2 separate regions of the Homo sapiens genome follow, and region 1 is linked to region 2. Evidence: chromatin loops called from intact Hi-C (ENCODE). Cell type or tissue: PC-3. All regions are shown on one strand. Links, peaks and the distances in the headings refer to the core of each region. The heading gives the core; the rest is flanking DNA.

Region 1 (5,391 bases), core at 155-5,154, 200 kb after region 2:
GCCTAGATATTATACTAATTACAGTAGCAATGGCAACTAAGTTTCTGTCCCCTGACTTGGGGAACTCCCACTAGATTGTAATTTTAGGATAGCTATTTTTTCCGAAATATTCCAGAATCAGTGCAGAAATGGTGATATCATTTGAATGTATCCCCTAGAATTCATGTGTTGAAAGCTTAATCCCCAGTGCATCAGTGTTGGGAGCTGGGGCCTCATGGGTGGTGTTTAGGTCATGGGGGCAGAGGTCTCATGTATAGATTAATGCCATAATAAAAATGACTCTTGGGAATGGGTTTGTTCTCTTTCTCTCTTTGCCCTTCCAACTTTTGCTCTGTGAAGACACAGCAAGAATGCCCCTACAAAATGCCAGCACCTTGATCTTTGAATTTCCAGCCTCCAGAATTGTAAGCCAATAAATTTCTGTTTACTATAAGTTATTCAGCCTCAGGTATTCTGTTATAGCAGCTCAAGACAGACCTACAGGAAAACATGAAGCCCAATGTACTATATTAGGCCAATGCACAGTAGTTCCCCCATATTCATTGTTTTGCCTTCCACAATTTCAGTTACCCTGAGTAGCCTGAAGAAATCACTCACTGCCCCACTCTGTCCCCCACAGAACGTGAATCATTCCTCTATTCAGTGTATCCACATTGTATATGCTACTTGCCCATTAGTCACTTAGTAACCATCTCAGTTATCAGATCAAAACCAAACATAATATATATAGGGTTTGCCACCATCTGTGGTTTAAAATATCCACTGGAGGCCTTAGAACGTATTCCCTGAAGACAAGGTAGACTACTGGACTCTATGACAGTCATATTCAAAAAAGCTAACACATACTTTGAGGGACACTCAGATTTGTTTCAGTCATAACAAATGTGCTCTTAATTATCCTGTATACCTTCAATGAAATTAGTTTAAAACAAATCCTACTCAAAAACAACCTCAGATTCAGTGTTGGCACAGACTTTAGAGATTAGTCTCAATTTCACTAATTCTCTTTAAATCAGAGTTTCTCATCTGTGTCACTATTAACATTTTGAGCTAGATGAGCCTATGTTTGGGGCACTGTCTTGTGCAATGTGGAATGTTTCGTAATATCCCTGGCCTCTACCTACCAGATGCCAATAGCACTCTCTATCAGTGTGACAACCAAAAATGTCTCAGACACTTCAGAATTTCCCTGGGGGGACAAAATCACCTGAGCTAGAACTACTACTCAACCTTTCCCAGGCATTTTCCTCCAGAATCTGATTGAATATATATATAGTGATAGAAAAATTTCTATTAATGAGGGTACCAATTAAACATTTATAACTTTAATCAGCACTCAAATAAATGTGATTGATATGTCTTTTAGATCACTGCCTTTATTTATTCAACACCCTCTACCACCACCTAAAAAACCACTCATCTTTCAAGACTCAGATCAAAGGTAAGAGCTTCACAGAGCCTTTCCTGACCTCACCTCAAATGTAAAAGTGACTCCTCTCCTGAGTGTTTCCCCTGAACCCCTTCCCCCTCCTTTTTCCTACCTTTCACTAAAAAAAAAAAAAAATAAAAATAAATAACTCCTGTATGTGCTGGGCACTGTTCTGAGTTCTGGAGTTAAAGCACTAAGCAAAGCAAACCAAAAAAAAAAAAAAAAAACATGAAACTCTCCCTCATTGAGTTTGTATTCTGTAATGAAGGTGGAGAATGACAATTATTTTTAAAAATTATATGAAAAAAATTAAATAGAAAGTGGGAGGATTAAAATGTTATAAAGATTCATGAAGGCCTCACTGAACAGGTGCTGTTTGAGATAAGACAGGAAAGTGATAAAGGATGAGTCACATGGTGATCGGATGGAAAATCATGTCGGACAGAAGGAATGGCAGCTATAATTGGAATGCTTCACTGTGCTTCATTCTTTATATGTCCTTCTCACTTATTAACACATAAAGAGAAATAAAGCTGTTTGTTTTGGTTATTCATACAATGCTCAGCATATACTCGGTACTTAATATATTTTTTTCCGTAAATGAAAACATGTTTTAAATACCTACCGCAAATATAAGTATCCTAACTGGAAAGGTTAGTGAGGTTTACTCAATTCACACTTCTTTAATTTGGGACTGTATGAAAATGTCTAAACATATGTTATGGAATTCTCTATTGATCTATCTATCCATCTATCATCCACCTCCATATCTATTTAACTAAAGCAAATGTCCATATAACAAACCAAAATGACTTACAGTAGGATTCTGGTATTAATTTCAAGGTTTTTTTTATACTTTGCTTTTTCCACTATAACTGATGAGAACTCTTAGTCAGATGCTAACAAGTCTGGTCTTTTCCTTTCTCTTGGCGCAGTTTCTATCCCTTCTAAGTTGTTCAGTTCTGCTAAGAAACTGGATCTTGCCAATTAAAAGACAGGCTGGCCGAGTATAGATTGTTTCTTCCTTTTATCAATGGATTGGTAACTTTTGTGAAAAATCCCCAACCTCTTCCTCTCTGACGACACAGAGTTTACTCTGCAAATGAGCAATCTTTCTGAGATGATTCACTCTTCCGTGTTCTCAGCACAAAATAACGCTTTCTCCCGGAGACTGGCTTTCCTTTCACTCTGCAAAAGCCTGTGAGAGACACTCTCTCTCCCTCTGCTTGCAGTGCTCTGTCTTGTGTGTCACTGTTTTCCATTGACCTGTCCCATAGCAATGAGAGTGCTGTGGTTTCCTGTGCCTCTGGTCAGAGAGAGGAAGTGCCTGGTTGATGACTGAGACAGAGGGAGTAATTCCAGTATTCATCCCGTGCAACACAATAGCCATCCTCCCAGCTGCAGCCACCCAGGGGTTTGTATTCCCAGCCACTTAGGATCCCAGCAGGAAAGTGATGCCACATTCAGCTTGGCATAATTTGTAATGACTTTAACGAAGAAAATATTTGCAAAAATGTGGTCAGAGAATAAGGAATTCACAAAGAGGAGTGTAGTACAACAGGGCTAAGAACATGGCACTGGGTAGGCCTGAGGAAGCAAGGAGGGTGGGCAGTCACTGTAAACTGACAGGAGCTACAGGCTTGAGTCACACAGTCTGCCTGCAATAATGACTTGCAGAAAAGAAGCAAAGGAATATACACTCCAACCTCACTCTTCATCCTTCCCTTTTTTCTTCCCCTCCTCTGAGTTCAAGGGACCCTATTGATGTAATCCATAAAGACTGGCTCCTGCAGCCTCGCAGTACAAAGGATGGAGTCTGAGTAGCAAGTGGCAGATGCCCAGCACATATCATCATGGTATTTCACTCCCATTATCCTTTGGTTGACATTCACATATTAGAGATGTGAGAGATTTTCCCAATCCAAAATACTCATAGGATTGTGATATTATAAGATATTGAAGTTAGCTAGGACATTAGTAATCATTTAATCAGAAAAATTCTCAAGCATATGAAGATTGTAAATGCTTGCCCCCCAGTGTACAATGCCAGATCTGGGACAAGAAACCAGATCTCGTAACTTGGAGCCCACTATGAAATGCTGTCATTTTAGAGGCAAGTAGAGATCTAAAACAGCAAATGCGATTTAGGCCTTCTTGCAATATATGATATGTGTTTGTGTTTCCCTCCTTATATATACATATACATGTAACAATACAGAGGTAAATATATAAATATCAATATTTATCAAAGCTAGAACGATGGGAAAGCAAACTTGACATATCAAAAAGTGCCTCAGAAATGAACAGGCAGAATTTCAAGTTTAGTCCGGTTTCTTCTAATTGACCATAGGCATTGCACTTGATAAATTCATACAAGGGATTTCAAAATAAAGTTATTTTATTTTGCTCAGTTGAATATCTTTATGCTTCAAATTCAATGCATGCTTCTAATAAGTCCCTCTCCATTACATTTAAAGCATTATTATCATATTCTTATTTCTGTCCCATTCTCAGAAAGATTTGATTTGAACGTAATGTGCATACAATCTTTAGAAGTCTGACTTGTTTTCAGAATTACAATAAGGTCTTACTTATTTGCTACTATTGGAGAACAAATATTACCATGTAAATATATTTTTAGATAACTTAAAAATATACTTTACATGATAGAACCTCTTCTCAGTAACACACAGTTTTTATAAATATCAGTTATTATACTAAACTGCATCTTATTCTCCTCAGAGTAGGAGGGTGAAGGCCTATTTGCCTCTACAGAAAATAATCTCAGGGTATAGTTTTTTATTTAATTCTTACATCAATTTTCTGAAGATTTCTGGCACCTTTAATCACTGCCAGTCTATGAACCGTCAAGCCTTGTCAGGATACCTGTTTCTTATGTCACCTTCTTTGCAAATTAATTTTACCCAATCCAATCATGCATTTATTCAGTCAATACTGTTTAGTGAATATCTTCTAGGTAAACTTCAAAGAAATTGAGTCAATATAAGTGAGCTTTCTAACAAAATCGCCCAAAGATAAACTACCTAAAAATGTTGTAAATTTCTCATCATTGAGTGTGTTTAAATATATGTTGGATGACCGTAAAAAAAGGATGCCAGAGCAGAGATTGTAGTATCACAAAGGTGTGGTATCAGAAAGTCAAATTTGTGGTACTTTACACATATGAAATGCTCTAATTCTAACTAGCAGTTGCCACCAGATCCACTCTCTCTTACTGCTGTAGCCTTAGCTCACTTTAATTGAAGTTAGCAATGCCTGAAACAGAACCTTGAAATTACTTATTTCTTAGTTTTCAGCCATTTCAAGGAAGAATGATTCACAGGTAAACCTTGTGTTCAGAAGTGAATGATAATTTGTGTCATTTCTTAAATAAATATTTTAAATTCATTTACTCTGCTAATAGTTTTTACTTACTCAATATTCAATACTGTGAAAAAGAATCAAGAGCAATAATGTATTTCTGTTTGACTCAAATATTTTTAAACTCTCTAACTGAGCGCCCAATTAGCCTAGTGACAGCCGAACTCCTCCATAACGCTTTGGCTATGAGAATGTCTTTAACTTCCGATTTCTTTGCTTGTGGAAAGATGCAACTTCTTCTCCCAAAAAATTCCTTATTCAGTAACTTGCTAAACTTACTATCACTAAGAGTGAGAATAAGACATCATGTAAAATTGGAGCATGACTTAGTATGAAAGGCTATAAGGCCATGTATTGAATTCAGAATAGGTTCATTCACTTCACAAATATGTATGGAGTATCTACCAGGTCCTAAGCACTCTGCTAACAAGATTCACCTATGAACAAAACTGGTAAAAATAAACAAGATTATATTTAGTATGTGTTATATACTAATAAGTGCTAGGGAGAAAAATGTAAGGCAGGGGAAAATGACAGTGGGGTTGGGCAGGGATGTGCTAAGATTTTGGTTAGGCTGGCCA
Region 2 (5,391 bases), core at 319-5,318:
ACCCTGGTGGCATTTCCTTACCACAAGATTGACAGACTGGGGAAAGCTAAACATTTTCTTTTCTAAAGCATTAGTGAAAAATGGACCTATTTTCGGGATTGGCTTGTCCTTGGTAACAAGTTTAAAACCACTGAGTTGCATCATGACCATAAAGCAAAGAAGTTATTCCAATGTTTTAATTTCTAGCCAGTGTTTAAGCAGCTGCAACAGAAAATATAATTGCTCCTGACCTTCCATGTCATTCCCAGTAAACTGATTTTCCTGAGAAATTTCACAATGGTCATTTCCTCTTCATGTCCAAACAGATGTTTAGTGTTTTTAAGACCCTTTCTGTAAATGTCATATGGTACTTAAAGTATAATTTAGTGTGTACATGCTGTATGCTTTGGTGGTATTCTTTCATTTGAGAAAATATCAAAAATATCAGAGACTAGGAGGATAGGAAGTTTAGGTAGGATTTCTTGGGGGAAACCACATATGCACATGTTTCTTGAGGAGCTGACATCATTGAGATTTAGCAGTTGAAGTATCATTTAACCTAGCCTTTTTTTTTCATAATTTTTCTTGCATTCCTTAGTGGGTTTCATTACCATGTGAAGGCAAGCTCTGCAAAGATGAAGAGGCATCATCTGCTCCCCAGAGAGGGAAGGAGACTAATATAACGGAATTTCAGGGTGTGAGCAAGAGTGCAGACACACAAACCTCCTGTGGATTGTGGGAAACCAGACAGCTTTTTTTTTTTTTAATATTATTTAAACTCCAAATCTAAGGGGAGAAACACCGTGAGACTAACATGTTACAGTCCAAAAATAATTCCTTTTTCCAACAGAAAAAGGCTATGATATGTTTCTAATTGATAACATACTTGTACTTTTTTTCCCACAAACAAATCTTCTTTCTAAACCTGCTGGCTGTATTCTTATGGTCTTTGAACCCCACAATTTCTTCCCATTTCTGTCTAACTAAAGAACTTGTTGGTTAAAAGTTAGGTAAAAAAAAAAAAAAAAAAAAAAAAAAAAAAAAAAAAAAAAACCTTTAATTTCTTAAAATATTTAAACACAGGTTGGTTTCTTTTTTTTCTGTTTTCCTTTTAGATGAACTATTTAGTAATCTAAAACAATCATCTTATTATTATATGATTTAACTTTCCTGTTTATGCAATAGAAATTGTAAAATGCTAAATATAAATCTCTCAACAAAAATAAATTTTTCTCTTGCTCTCACTCCTAATGAGTGGTATGTTCAGATAGATCAGAGATGAAAAACAATAAGAGAAACCTGAAGTTGAATTTATTGGACATTTAGAACATTGTTGACCTAAGAGACATTAGAAATTGAGGTGGGGATATAGAGAACATTAAAAGAAAGAGAATTTACTGCTGAGAATAGGGAAAAGGGTGGGAAGTGGCTATAAAATAATGATTGCTGCTTTCCATAAACCACATAAAAAACCCATCTCATTACCATATAGACATGGGTATACACACAGTAAAACCTTTGTAATACTGCATTTTAGAGGAAATGAGTTGCCAGCTAATGTCAAGTTATGGTTAATAAAGACTTAGTTCATGTTATCTCAGGTGGTATCCTTCTTGTACCTCCCTTATTCTCCCGTTAAAGTCTTAGTTAGACCTAAGGCATAAAAGCTCAGTGGTTATAGAAGTAAATCATTATTATTTATTTAAAGAGAAAAGACTTTAGTACAGCAGGGATCTACCTTCTCACTATTCATCAAAATGGTTACATGACAAAATGGGCCCGTTAACCTCCATGTTTCTTTCCTTTCAGCATCCTTATCAATGAATCCTTTGCAAATAGCTAGATTCATCTCATTAATTTTAGGAGAAAGGGATCAATACACATACATTTATCTTACATTATGTGTATATATTAGATTCCATAGCTATTGAAACAGATATATGACACTCTGAGGAAAAGCAAGGAATAAACACTAGAGCCACTCACTGATCTTTTAAAGTAGAGCTAAATATAGCTGTCCAACTTCCATGTCCTTGATCATTTAAATGTTAGTCCAAACTTCATGCAGTATGAAAGTAGATAATAGACATCTATATCTAATATACTTCCCCTAGTTCTTTTTAATTTTTGGTCTTCTCCTCTGAGTTGCATAGACCTTAAAAAATGTTGATGGTCCACTCTCCCCAGTGAGAATGCTGCTTTCATTGATCAAGCCCTTTTCAGCATAAAATTCTGTGCCAGAAGTGAGGATGCAAATGAGACACAAATGCTGCCCTTGAGGAGTCTGATATGCTAGCTTGAGGGACTGACTCTCAATTCTCTTTACCTAAACATCTGGGCCTAATACTGGCCCTTTAGAATAACTACTCTTTCCCATGTCCTCACAGCTTTGGTTCATCAGAACAGTTCTCATATTCTTCAAGCATGAGACAGTAAACTTTATGTTTGGGATTTGCGTTAGGGGAAGTGATGGTGCTGTGAGTCAGAAGTTCTTAAAGTTAAAAATATGACAAATTACTTAGATATCTAGAGCTTTTTAAAACATACATTCCTAACCCCAGTTTGATCCTTCTGAATTAGATTTTCCATACATGAAGCCTATGGGATTCTGGTGGGCAGTAGAAGATAAACTGTAATTTAAGTGAGGTTTTTATAAGCCAGCTTGGGATCAGGCAAAGATCAGGTGAATCATTCTTGATCTATATTTGTATTTTAATCTGTTTAAGAATTGTATGTAAAATACTTTAAAAGCTTGGACTGGGGAATCATTCATTGTCCAAGTGTGGGGTACATTTTCACATCAACTTTTCTGTTTCTGTTCTTATGCAATTATAAGTCCACATTATGCATAATAAATAGTGAAAGAATTTCCTCTGTCAGTATATTGCCATAGGTATTTCTGACAGATGCATGCAGACAGATGTGAAGTTTTTTTTTTTTTTTACCATATAAGCAAATATAATCACATTACATATTTTGTACAGAATCAATCTGATTGTATGTTAAACAAATATATGCAGTGTATGTTTAGTCAGAGGGTCTTAGGAATATATCCAGAGACAACTGGAAAATTTTTGTTCATAAACAAAAATTTTTACCACCAGCTCCAGTGAAACATTTCAAAGGGATCCATGTGTGCTAAATGCAAATTGTACCTTCATTTGGAATTGTATTCAATCTTTAAAGTCCATGTAGCCTCAGAAAGCCCATCTTTCGTCCATGCAAGCCTTGGGATGTGTTTAAGGCATTACAGGTAGAGTGCCAGAGCCACCTGACCTTGCTGCTTTCCAATCCTCTTCCTTCCCCCGCCTTCAGAGCAGAGAGTACCAGCCTAGTAGACTGGCACAGGCAGCCTGAGCCACGCTAGCCTCTATGTGGTGTGCTCTGTGAGCCTTAGTTGGAGAGGTTCTGGCTCCTTCTGTCACATATGATTCTGTGGTTTTGAACATCAGCTTTTTTTCCTTTTCCACTTTTTCCCTAGTGCTCCAGACTTTTTTTGTGCAGAAAGCAGCCTCTCACATCATCCTGCATTAATCATCATATACCCCTCAAATCAAAAGTGGAAAAGACCCAGTGATTCAGTCATCTGTTTGCTAACAGTAATCTTTTTGTGGGTTTGTGTGTCTGTGTCCTTTGTTAAGTTCTGTTTTAAAAGAATACAGGCTCCCAGACTGCTGGGGTGTGGTGTGCTTGCAGTAACCTCTCTGTGAGATGCTCCAGAGAGAAAGGCTTCCCAGTGAAAACACTAGACTCAGAGTTGTCTTCAACTCACATAGCCCATGACCCTGAAAAAAAAAAAAAAAAGAAAGAAAGAAAAAGAAGAAGAAAAGAAGCTCTTTTTGGAGCACATTTTTTCTCATCATTAAAGTGAAGAAATAGAACCAGATTGTCTTTAAAGTTCTCATTATTTTATCTTTCTATGGCTCCTTCTAGGAAGTTTGTCTTCTCTAATTTGGCTTAGATACCATATATTTTATTTAGTCATCATTTTTTCCCTATATCTTTATTTATCTGAGTGACGATGTCATCTTTCCTCAGGGCTGGGTGGTTTCTATTCACATCTTTTGCAGACTGATTGCAAAATTATCCTTAAGGGAACACAAGCATCGACCAGCATTTATAAATCCCTGGCAGCACACCACAGATGGTTAATGAAATAAAATGCATTATCTCATAGGCTTAGCTAATCTCAAAGTTATGGACCATCTCTGGATGTGAGGACTTAATATGGAGGCAAGCTGTAGAGTGACAAATTAAAGCTGATAAGATTGCTGCTCTGCCTCATCCTCCAAATATTCATAAACTTTGAGCCGACTCTCTCACAGGAAGCAGGGATCACTACGGAGCTATGCTACATATTGCACTTGCTTGATAAACATGCATGAACATGAAATATAGGAAATACTAGGCACAGTTACCATCACCTGTTGCTCAAAGTAAAATTAAGAAAAAAGCTGGGTTCAGAAATGTTTACTTTAATCTAATTATACAGTGTGTTCAAATTTGTCTCACTTAAGAACTAGCTAAGCAGTGGTCTCCAACCTTTTTGGCACCAGAGACCAGTTTCGTGGAAGACAATTTTTCCATGGATGGGAAGGATTTGTTGGGCGGGGTGGGGGGAGGGTTGTGGGGAATGGTTTTGGAAAGTGTTCCACCTCAGATCATCAGATATTCTCATAGGTGCACAATCTAGATCCCTCACATGCCCAGTTGGAATACAGGGTAGAAGCTACTATTGAGAATCTCATGCTGCTGCTGATCTAATCTGACAGAAGGAGGAGCTTAGGTGGTAATGCTGGCTCGCCCACCACTCATCTCCTGCTGTGTGGCCTGGTTTATAACAGACCATGGAGGGTACCAGTCTGCGGCCTGATGGTTGGGGAACCCCTGAGCTAAGGGACTGATAGAAACATTTTATAAGTAAAATTAATTAAACGCATACACACACAAATAGTTATTTTTAAAAAATAGTACACAAATATTATCAGCTTGTTGATCCCAAATGTAAAAGAAAATCCTCAAATGTTTACATAATTAAAGAAATGATCACTATCTTTATTGAATTTTCACATGCTCTTACCATTCTTAGCTTAATCTGGTAAGAATGAGGTCATAGCAAATTCTTTGGGTAGTGAATTCTAGGTCTCCAGATTTGTAGTAAAATAAGGTACATAAAGTAGACAAAGAGAAACAAAAATGCATTTTAGTTTGGTTCCTTTTTCCTCATTTACTTGAAATACAAATATATATCTATGAATAATCACATATAATTTCTCCTAATATTCCATAAATATAAATTACAATTTCTAAGGATTGAATATTTAATAACAGTCTTTTCAAAATGATAAAGCAAGCACATAATCTTGTTCTTGTTTATTGTAGCAAATGTCAGAGCAGTTTACTGCAGAAATT

The links. A loop is a pair of places that touch in the nucleus more often than their neighbours do. Peaks named below come from ENCODE experiments on the same cell type or tissue, not always from the same donor. Only the 100,000 strongest peaks of a DNase experiment are listed, where the experiment ranks them.
Region 1: a loop joins it to region 2, with 5 times the contacts of the local background. A loop is called at or near these places in 5 of 110 quality-filtered maps.

What each region holds. Positions count from the first base shown.
Region 1 is chr5:98,307,313-98,312,703 of GRCh38, forward strand. No RefSeq gene overlaps it. Among named protein-coding and RNA genes, the nearest start is that of LINC01846, 150 kb to the left of the region's middle. In PC-3, for the core only: no CTCF peak of the experiment used is centred there; DNase peaks (open chromatin) are centred at 689, 1,859 and 2,679; H3K4me3 peaks cover 1,784 bases; H3K27ac peaks cover 4,741 bases.
Region 2 is chr5:98,106,292-98,111,682 of GRCh38, forward strand. The region is part of intron 3 of LINC01846 (long intergenic non-protein coding RNA 1846); the gene reads right to left. Among named protein-coding and RNA genes, the nearest start is that of LINC01846, 52 kb to the right of the region's middle. In PC-3, for the core only: no CTCF peak of the experiment used is centred there; DNase peaks (open chromatin) are centred at 2,420, 3,530 and 4,180; H3K4me3 peaks cover 1,768 bases; H3K27ac peaks cover 4,985 bases.